Regions from separate parts of the Homo sapiens genome. Here region 1 is linked to region 2. A link is an interaction called in ENCODE POLR2A ChIA-PET data of the cell type or tissue named here. Cell type or tissue: IMR-90. All regions are shown on one strand. Links, peaks and the distances in the headings refer to the core of each region. The heading gives the core; the rest is flanking DNA. Region 1 has its middle 23 kb from the start of ZFYVE9. Region 2 overlaps ZFYVE9 (zinc finger FYVE-type containing 9).

Evidence for each region. Peaks named below come from ENCODE experiments on the same cell type or tissue, not always from the same donor. Only the 100,000 strongest peaks of a DNase experiment are listed, where the experiment ranks them.
Region 1: POLR2A ChIA-PET joins it to region 2 with 8 read pairs; 5 of 35 experiments call an interaction of 5 or more read pairs at or near these places.

The regions. Positions count from the first base shown.
Region 1 is chr1:52,116,910-52,121,306 of GRCh38, reverse strand. No RefSeq gene overlaps it. Among named protein-coding and RNA genes, the nearest start is that of ZFYVE9, 23 kb to the left of the region's middle. In IMR-90, for the core only: no CTCF peak of the experiment used is centred there; no DNase peak of the experiment used is centred there; H3K27me3 peaks cover 791 bases.
Region 2 is chr1:52,260,906-52,265,302 of GRCh38, reverse strand. It overlaps ZFYVE9 (zinc finger FYVE-type containing 9), which reads right to left. Exons shown (of 19, transcript NM_004799.4): 5 at 1,431-1,530. Among named protein-coding and RNA genes, the nearest start is that of CC2D1B, 100 kb to the left of the region's middle. In IMR-90, for the core only: no CTCF peak of the experiment used is centred there; no DNase peak of the experiment used is centred there; H3K27ac peaks cover 190 bases.

The DNA.
Region 1 (4,397 bases), core at 185-4,184, 140 kb after region 2:
TGAGTGAGTGAGACTCCATGTCAAAAAAAAAAAAAAAAAAAAGTGAAGAAAGGAGAAAGAGAAGAAAGGAAACTGAGCATCCACTTTTCATTCACTTAGTAAATATTCCCGAATAACTGCATCTTCAGGACTGTGCTAGGTACTAGGGTTAGAGGGGGTATAAAAGCAGACTTGGTCCTTACATTTAAAGTGCTTATTTCTGGGAAGGTATATAAAGCATTAAGTAAACACAAATGAATATATACTTGTAAATGGTATAAGTCCTGTAATATTATGGATTACTGGGAGAGAGAATAATGGGAGCAGGGAAATCTTTGAGAGACAATAATTCAGGAGGGTCCAGGAAAGTCTTTTTGAGGAAGGGACCTGTCAATTGAGACCTAGAAGGCAAGTTGTGGTTAGTCAGTGGGGCAGCAGGTGCAGTGGCTTGGTGTGAGAAAGAGCCTGAGCATGAGTGGCAAGAGATGAGGCCAGGTAGAGACAGGCAAAAGTCAGATGGAAGTCAGATCAAAGGATTTGTGGCCCAAGGTAAGGATTTGGGATTTTATCTCAAGGACAATGAGGTGTCTTGGAGGGTTTTCAATCAGAGAAAGGATACGATCTGATTTATGTTTAGAATATCATTCCAGCTACGGAAAGGTAATGGAATTGTAGAGGCAAGATTTGAAACAGGGTAACAGGAAGCTCTTTCAGAAATCCAGGCAAGGGCTGGGCACAGTGGCTCACACCTGTAATCCCAGCACTTTGGGAGGCTGAGGCAGGTGGATTGCTTGAGGCCAGGAGGTTGAGATCAGCCTGGCCAACATGGCAAAACTCTGTCTCTACTAAAAATACAAAAATTAACCAGGCGTGGTGGCACGTGTCTGTAATCCCAGCTGCTTGGGAGGCTGAGGCACAAGAAAGAATTCCTTGAACCCAGGAGACAGAGGTTGCAGTGAGCCGAAATTGTGCTACTGCACTCCAGCCTGGTGTCTCAAAAAAAAAAAAAAAAAAAAAAATTCCAAGCAAGAGGGTGATTTGGATTAGGTCATAGTATTGACAGTGGAGAAGGACAACTATAAATGGATGAATTTGAAATTGGTGCCAGATATTATCCTAGATATTGTAAAATATACTTTCTTATTTAAGCCTCACAGCAACTCAATGATAAGGGTATTTTACCGATTTTACAGATGAGGAGGCTGAGGCTCAGAGAGGTTTAGCCTCGGACTGATACTTTCTCTGTACAGCAGTGATCTGCCAGATAAACTGATATTCACAACCCAGGGTAGGTGTCAGGGTGATCTGCATGATAAAGGCTTGTCTGAAATGCTTCAGTCTTCTCCAGATAAAAGAGGTCAATCTACTTAGGGAACTTCTGGGGGGCGGGACGGGGAGGAGGGAGAAGATAATGTCAACTAGAGAACGATGTGTGACATAGAACATGGTCAGGTCATCAGGACCCCTGGATTCTAGTCTGCGTGGCGCTTCCTATAGCTAGGCAACATGAAAAACTTAGCCTCTAGTGTAACAGGCCAATGGATTCGCTTTGCCTGCTGCCTATACAGAACTGATTTATTAAGACAGGGGAATTGCAATGGAGAAAGAGAATTCACACATAGCTGGCTGTGCAGGAGACCGGAGTTTTATTATTGCTCAAATCAGTCTCCCTGAGCATTTGGGGATTGGAGTTTTTAAAGATAATTTGGCGGGTAGGGGCTCCGGAAGTGGGGAATGCCGATTGGTTAGGTTGGAAATAGAATCATAGGGGGCGAAGTGAGGTTTTCTTGCTGTCTTCTGTTCCTGGGTGGGATCGCAGAACTGGTTGAGCCAGATTACTAATCTTGTCTGGGTGGTGTCAGCTGATCCATTTAGGGCATGGTCTGCAAAATATCTCAGGCACTGAGCTTAGGTTTTACAATAGTAATATTATCCCCAGGAGCAATTTGGGGAGGCTCAGACACTTGCAGCCAGAGGCTGCATGACCCATGAACTGTAATTTCTAACCTTGTAGCTAATTTGTTAGTCCTGTAAAGGCAGACTGGTCCCTAGGCAAGAAGGGGGTCTTTTCAGGAAACGGCTATGATTAATTTTGTTTCAGAGTAAAACGTCAAACCATCAAGTGAATTCCTTCCCAAGGTTAGTTCGGCCTACGCCCAGGAATGAACTAGGACAGCTTAAAAGTTAGAAGCAAGATGGAGTCGGTTAGGTCTGGTTTCTTTTACTGTCATAATTTCCTCAGTTATAATTTTTGCAAAGGTGGTTTCACTAGAGAGATGTAACTGTAGATTGAGCTGGAAAAACTCCTTACAGATGGTTGGATATAAACACCCCACTTAACAGATGAGAAAACTAAAGTTCAGAGAAGGGGAAAGGCTTGCCAGAATCACCTAGAATGACAGTGGCAGACTTGGGGCTAGAACCAGGTCTTCTGACTTCCAGCCCACAGGTCCCACAGGACTGAGCTGTGCCATCTCTTAGATGGGCCCAAATATCCTTTCACACTGGAATATTCTGTATCAAACAAATTCTAGATGAGGAAACTGCTTTTGAGTAGAAGCAGAGAGGCAAATCTCATTTCTGCTCCTAGGAGGTCCCAGCCAGAAACATGAGTCTCTGTCTTCCCACATAAACATCTCTTAAATTCCCAAATGTAGCCTGTTCCTGAGAAAACTGGGTCATAAGTCTGGGTTATCCCCAGGATTCTAGACTTATATTCCTTCCTCTCTCCTTTGCGCAGCAGGTGCTCTCTTTCTCTTTTCCTTTTTTTTTTTCCTTTTTTGGAGACAGAGTCTCACTCTGTTGCCCAGCCTGGAGTGCAGTGGCTCCATCTTGGCTCACTGCAACCTCCGCCTCCCGGATTCAAGCAATTCTCCTGCCTCAGCCTCCTGAGTAGCTGGGATTACGGGCATCCGCCACCACACCCGATTAATTTTTGTATTTTTAATAGAGACAGGGTTTCACCATGTTGGCCAGGCTGCTCTTGAACTCCTGCCTCAGCCTCCCAAAGTGCTAGAAGTACAGGTGTGAGCCACTGTGCCCAGCTGCTCTCTTTTCTCTTAAAGCATGCTTTTGGGAAAGGATCTTCTGACAGCCACTTTTACCATGGCATGAATTACAGAGAAGCAAATCCCAATAAGGCAGAGGCTCTAAATTCTGTCTCTCACTGCTGTGTGACCCTCACACAGAAGAGATCGCTGTTCTTCTGTGGGCCTGTTTCCTTGCCTTTACAATAAGAAAGCAATATAATTTCTGAGGGGTTTGCTATCTCTGACCTTATGGGTTTGGAATTTATTAGTTCCACAATTCCAGGTCCCTGGCACAGAGCAGGTTCACCAAAACTCTTGGCTACCTGATGAGGTGAGGCTCATCAGGTGGAATGTCATCAATTGCCGAGTTCCCCCTCCACCAACCTGTGCCCACCCTCCGGCTCCTAGTTCTACTGCTCCTCCAGAGTCTCAGCTAGTCAGAAGCTCCCAGATGCAGATTCTTTTCCTTCATTTCATTCAAAGGAGGAGCTTGGCCCCACCCTTCCCCTTTACACTTGTACTGTTTGAGTATAATTTGAGAGAGGCACCTTCCTGCCTTAAAATATCTCTTTCACCCACTGGGAGGAAATGAGATGTTGATGACAGAGCAAGAGCTTTGGAGTAAACAGGCTTGGGTTTGGATCTTGACCCTTTCACCTTACCAGCTTTTGTGACCTTGTGCATGTCACCCCTACTACCAGATCCTGAGGCCCTCAGTTGTTAGGTGTAACGCCCACTGCGTGCTATGAAGATTAGAGATGTCTGTAAAGTACCTGTGCAAAAAAAGTATATAAGCTTAAGAAAGCCATCCCTCTGGTTTTTTCCCTGAGGTTCTAAAAACCAAAATGCAATGCATTTTTTGCCTTCTACATGCTTAATATATGGTAAATGCTCAGTGCATTTTTTATCTTTTTTTTTTTTCAGAGACAAAGTCTTGCTCTGTCCCCTAGGCTGGGGTACAGTGGTGCAATCATGGCTCACTGCAGCCTTGAATTCCTGGGCTCAAGGGATCCTCCCTCTTTGGCCTCCCAAAGCACTGGGATTATTTATTAGAGGAATGAGCCACTGTTGTAGTCCCTTATTATCATTATAATTACAATAGTGGCCGGGCGCGGTGGCTCACGCCTGTAATCTCAGCAATTTGGGAGGCCGAGGCAGGCGGATCAAGAGGTCAGGAGATCAAGACCATCCTGGCTAACATGGTGAAACCCCGTCTCTACTAAAAAATATGAAAAATTAGCTGGGTGTGGTGGCAGGTGTCTGTAGTCCCAGCTACTTGGAGGCTGAGGCAGGAGAATCACTTGAACCCAGGAGGCGGAGGTTGCAGTGAGCAGAGATCGCGCCACTGCACTCCAGCCAGGGCAACAGAGCAAGACTCCATATCAAATA
Region 2 (4,397 bases), core at 110-4,109:
AAGAGGGGAGGAAGAGAAAAGGAGAAAGGGAAAAAGGGATAGGGAACACCGAAAAGCATCAAATTAAATATTAAGAAAAAGACCGGGCTAAGCCATGCGAGAGGAAAGACACTGGAAAAACCAGGAAAAGTGGATTACCTTAGGATCCCCTGTTAAGGGCCTCCTTGGCTTAATAAAAAGTAAGTATTCCATGTGAATCCTCTGCCATTTCCTTCATCTTTAGCTATGCCAAGTTAAAAAAATTAGCTATCAAGTTGGAAGATCTCATCAAATAAAAGAGGTATTAGGTACTATAATTAAGCAGCATGCTCTTATCTGTGAATATGTGCCCGAAAATGAAAGCAGCAGAATAAAAATCATCAATTGAGCAACCAAGTGAAATAACCACTATTTAAAAAGTAACCCTTAAGAGTGGAGAGAATGATTCATATTTGGTCAAAATTGTAAGAATTCAGAAATGGGAGGAAACTGGGTGGATCATAGGAAATTAGAACAGATCAGATTAACTGTCATGCAACAGGTTAATAAGCCAGCAACAAGAAAACATCACTATCAGCAATGCAGACGGACAGAGCAGGAGGGGTCTCAGAGCAGATAAGTTCCAGCCTCCAGGAGGCACACTATCCTGGCACAGGTAGCACTGGTGTTCAAGTTCAACATTTTATGTCTATTAGTAATTGTTCCAGTAACTGTACAAAGATGCATTCAAAGAGAAAATACTATAACCTGAACAATTTTAGTGTATCTTTTTACAAGAATACTCAGGGTTTTTAACTAATATGCCCTTAAAATCATTTCCAGTCCAGCAAAAGATGAACACTGGGTAAGTTTTATTTACTTTCCCCGGCCATATTCTTTTTACCACGTAACAACTAGATTCTAAACCATTATTCTCATAGCAAATCTAAGTAGCATTAAAGAGATAAATGGGCTTTAAAAATGCAATTTTCTACTTGGTCCTAGATGCTAAAATAGTTATCTTCAACAAGATGAATGAAACAAGGTGTTGATAAGAACACATGCTAAGTTATTAAGTTGTTCCTTAGAAAGAGATGGCTTCTCTTAAAAGGAAAATCTCAGCCCAGTTTTAACATCTTATCATCTGGTGATCAAAAGCTCCCCATTCCCACCTCACTCTGGTTATTTTATAGGAACACAAATAACTACCTCGCACCAGATTTCCAAAGAACTTCCATTATTCCTGCAAAACTTACCTGGCTTTAGCATTTATTCATTAAATTAGGCACAGGAATTCTGAAATGCTAAGATACTTTCAAAACATGGAAATTTAGCTAAATATTTTCAGTTAAAGTTATGACATTTGAGAAGGTGAGCAACTTGTAAAGAAAGGCAGGGGGAAAAAAGTCTTCTCATCGTAATTCCCTTGTTTTGTCTCAATAACTATGAAATCAACCTGTTTTAATACTTACCATTCATTAGCACTGAATGGCAGATTACACACACTCTAGCTTCCTTTCTGTCCATGTATAACAGTTTACATTTCAGGCTACAGCAGGAAGCACAGAAAACCTGTGGGGGGGGGGGGGGGAAGAACACACAAAATTTACTTGGGATTGCCATGCAAAGAGAGTGAACCAATATTGACAAACACTGATTGTCAGTGAACCTTATTAAACTACAATACTAAAGTTTCAAAGAAAATGTAGTTCAGGAAGTTGGGTAATTCAAAAGCAAGAGTGAGATTACAAGTCTGTCAACAATAAAGAAATGGGAAACATTGGCTGAAAATAAAAATCTTAACTAAGATCACGTGGCAAATATACAGCAGTGGGGAAAAAACCACCTGAATTACCCCTAGGCAAGATTTCTATGCACACAATCACCTAACATGGGTGTTGAAAGATAGTTACATGTGCTATTTCCGTTTGGAAAGGAATTATAGCAGGATGAAATAAACAAAGATTGGAATTTCTGTGTTTTAACTTCTGTTTGTTACTATCCTTATATGTGGAATAATAACTATACCAGCTGTTTTCACTGTTTTTGCTATGAAGGCCAAGGGTCAATATATACAACTCAATCATAAACAAACGCACTGCTTTAGCTACAGGAAATCACAGCAGGCAATCAAAATCTGCCATGCCAATTTCCACCTTCTGGGCTTGGTTCCTGGTAATCTCACTTCCTTCTCCCCTCTACACCAGGCAACAACAATCTCCTTTGTTCCTGTTAAGATTTCTTTTCTTTTTTTTTTTTTTTTTTTGAGACACAATTTGACTCTGTGGCCCAGGCTGGAGTGCAGTGGTGCGATCTTGGTTCACTGCTGCAACCTCCACCTCCTGGGTTCAAGTGATTCTTCTGCCTGAGCCTCCTGAGTAGCTGGGACTTCAGGTGTAAGCCACCACGCCTGGCTAATTTTTTTTTGTATTATTAGAAGAGACGGGGTTTCACCATGTTGGCCAGGCTAGTCTCAAACTCCTGAACTCAAGTGATCCACCCACCTCGGCCTCCCAAAGTGCTGGGATTACAGGCGTGAGCCACCACACCCGGCCAGATTTATTTTCTTGAGAACTCATCAGTCATTTACCACATAGAGCCTTACAGTGGCAAAAGCCTGTTCCCAGTAGGATAAATTCTACTTCTTCAGTTTTTACAGCCAAGAAGCATCCTATACTTTACAAAGTTGAACCAAGAGATGAGGGGTCATATTAAAGTCTAAGTTAAGCTCGATATCTCCCATCCTTCTATGTATAATTAATATCTAGTTACTATGACTGTTATCAGTTTACAATTTTTATAGGGCTTGACATTCTTAAATGTGATATAGGGAGATATCCCTGTGATACAGGGAGAACAAAGGGTATACATATTATCCTTATTTTCTATCAGAAGAAACTGAGTTTAGATGGTTAAATGACTTCCTCAAGTTCACAGCAAACTATATGACTACTAGGCACTTTACATGTGTTACATTTAACCTCAAAAATTCCATGAAGACACTCATTTACAATTAGCAGTTAGGTAAACAGATGAATGTTCCAAAACTCCTATGTTGAAATCTTAACCCCAAAAGAGATGGTATTAGGTAGTGGGGCATATGGGATTAGTGCCCTATAAAAGAAGCCTGAGGGAGACTCCTCACCCTTCTGCCCTGTGAAGTTAGAGTGAGAACACAGCTGTCTATAAGTAAGCAGGCCCTCGCCAGATACCAAATCTACCGTTGCCTTGATCTTGGACTTACCAGGCTCCAGACTGTAACAAATCTCTGTTATTTATAAGCCATCTAGTCTATGGTATTTTGTTATAGCAGCCCGAATGGACTAAGACATTAAGTAAAATTACCAGGGTCATACAGCTAGTAAATTACATGATTAATCTGTATGACTGCAATGGCTCTATAGTTAACTACTCTGTAATACTACTTCATACTAAATTACATATTTCATTTAAATTTTGAGTCTTGACTTTTCCTTCTCCCTCGCCATGACCACATCCAGTCAGTCATTAAGTCCTGTTAGTTTTCCTCTGAAATTGTTCTTCCAAAATCACATCTTCTCCTATCTCTAACATTGCTGCCTCTGTTCAGGCTGTTATTATCTGAGGACTAAACGATCATGATGATAACCTAACTGTTCTCCTAATCTTCACATCTGCCTTTCCAATTAATCTTCCAAACAAAGACTGAACTTTCTAAAAAATAAATCTAATAATGTTAAATTTCTTAAAATCCTTCAATAACCTTTCTAATAAAGAGACAAAACCAAGAATCCATCATTCACTCATTTATTCCACAAATATATGAACTCTTACTATGTACTGGGCACCAAGCTACCCAATGGGGATGTGGCAGAAAACAAAACGGACATGGTCCTTGCCTTCATGCAATGCAATTTAGTGCAAGGGTTTCAGGTTATAACCTAAAATCAAATAATAACACAAGGCTGGGCATAGAGGAGTACACCTATTGTCCCAGCTACATGGGAGGCTGAGGCAGGAAGATGGCTTGAAGCCAGGAGTTTGAAGACACACTACACTATGACTGCACCTGTGAATGGCCACTGCACTCCTGTCTGGGTAACACAGCAAAACCCTGTCTCAAAAAAAAAAAAAAAAAAGAAAGAAAGAAAAAGAAAAACCATACAAGTGAATATAAATCACGTGTTTCAAAAGTGGTAAATGGTGAAATAAGATCATGTAATCTAGGCTCTAGCCTAGATTGGCAAGGTCAGGGAAGATTTAGGAAATGACAAGACATCAAATCTGAAGGATGGGTAAGAGTTTTCTGTGAACAAAGAGGTGCCAAGAAGAGACAGTAATAGTAGAGGAAATAGTATGTACACAGTTCCTATTAGGGGAAGAAGCATGGACCCACCAAATAACTAAAAAAAGTTAATATGGCTTGAGGCCCCAAGAGTTAAGGGATGCATGGAATATGC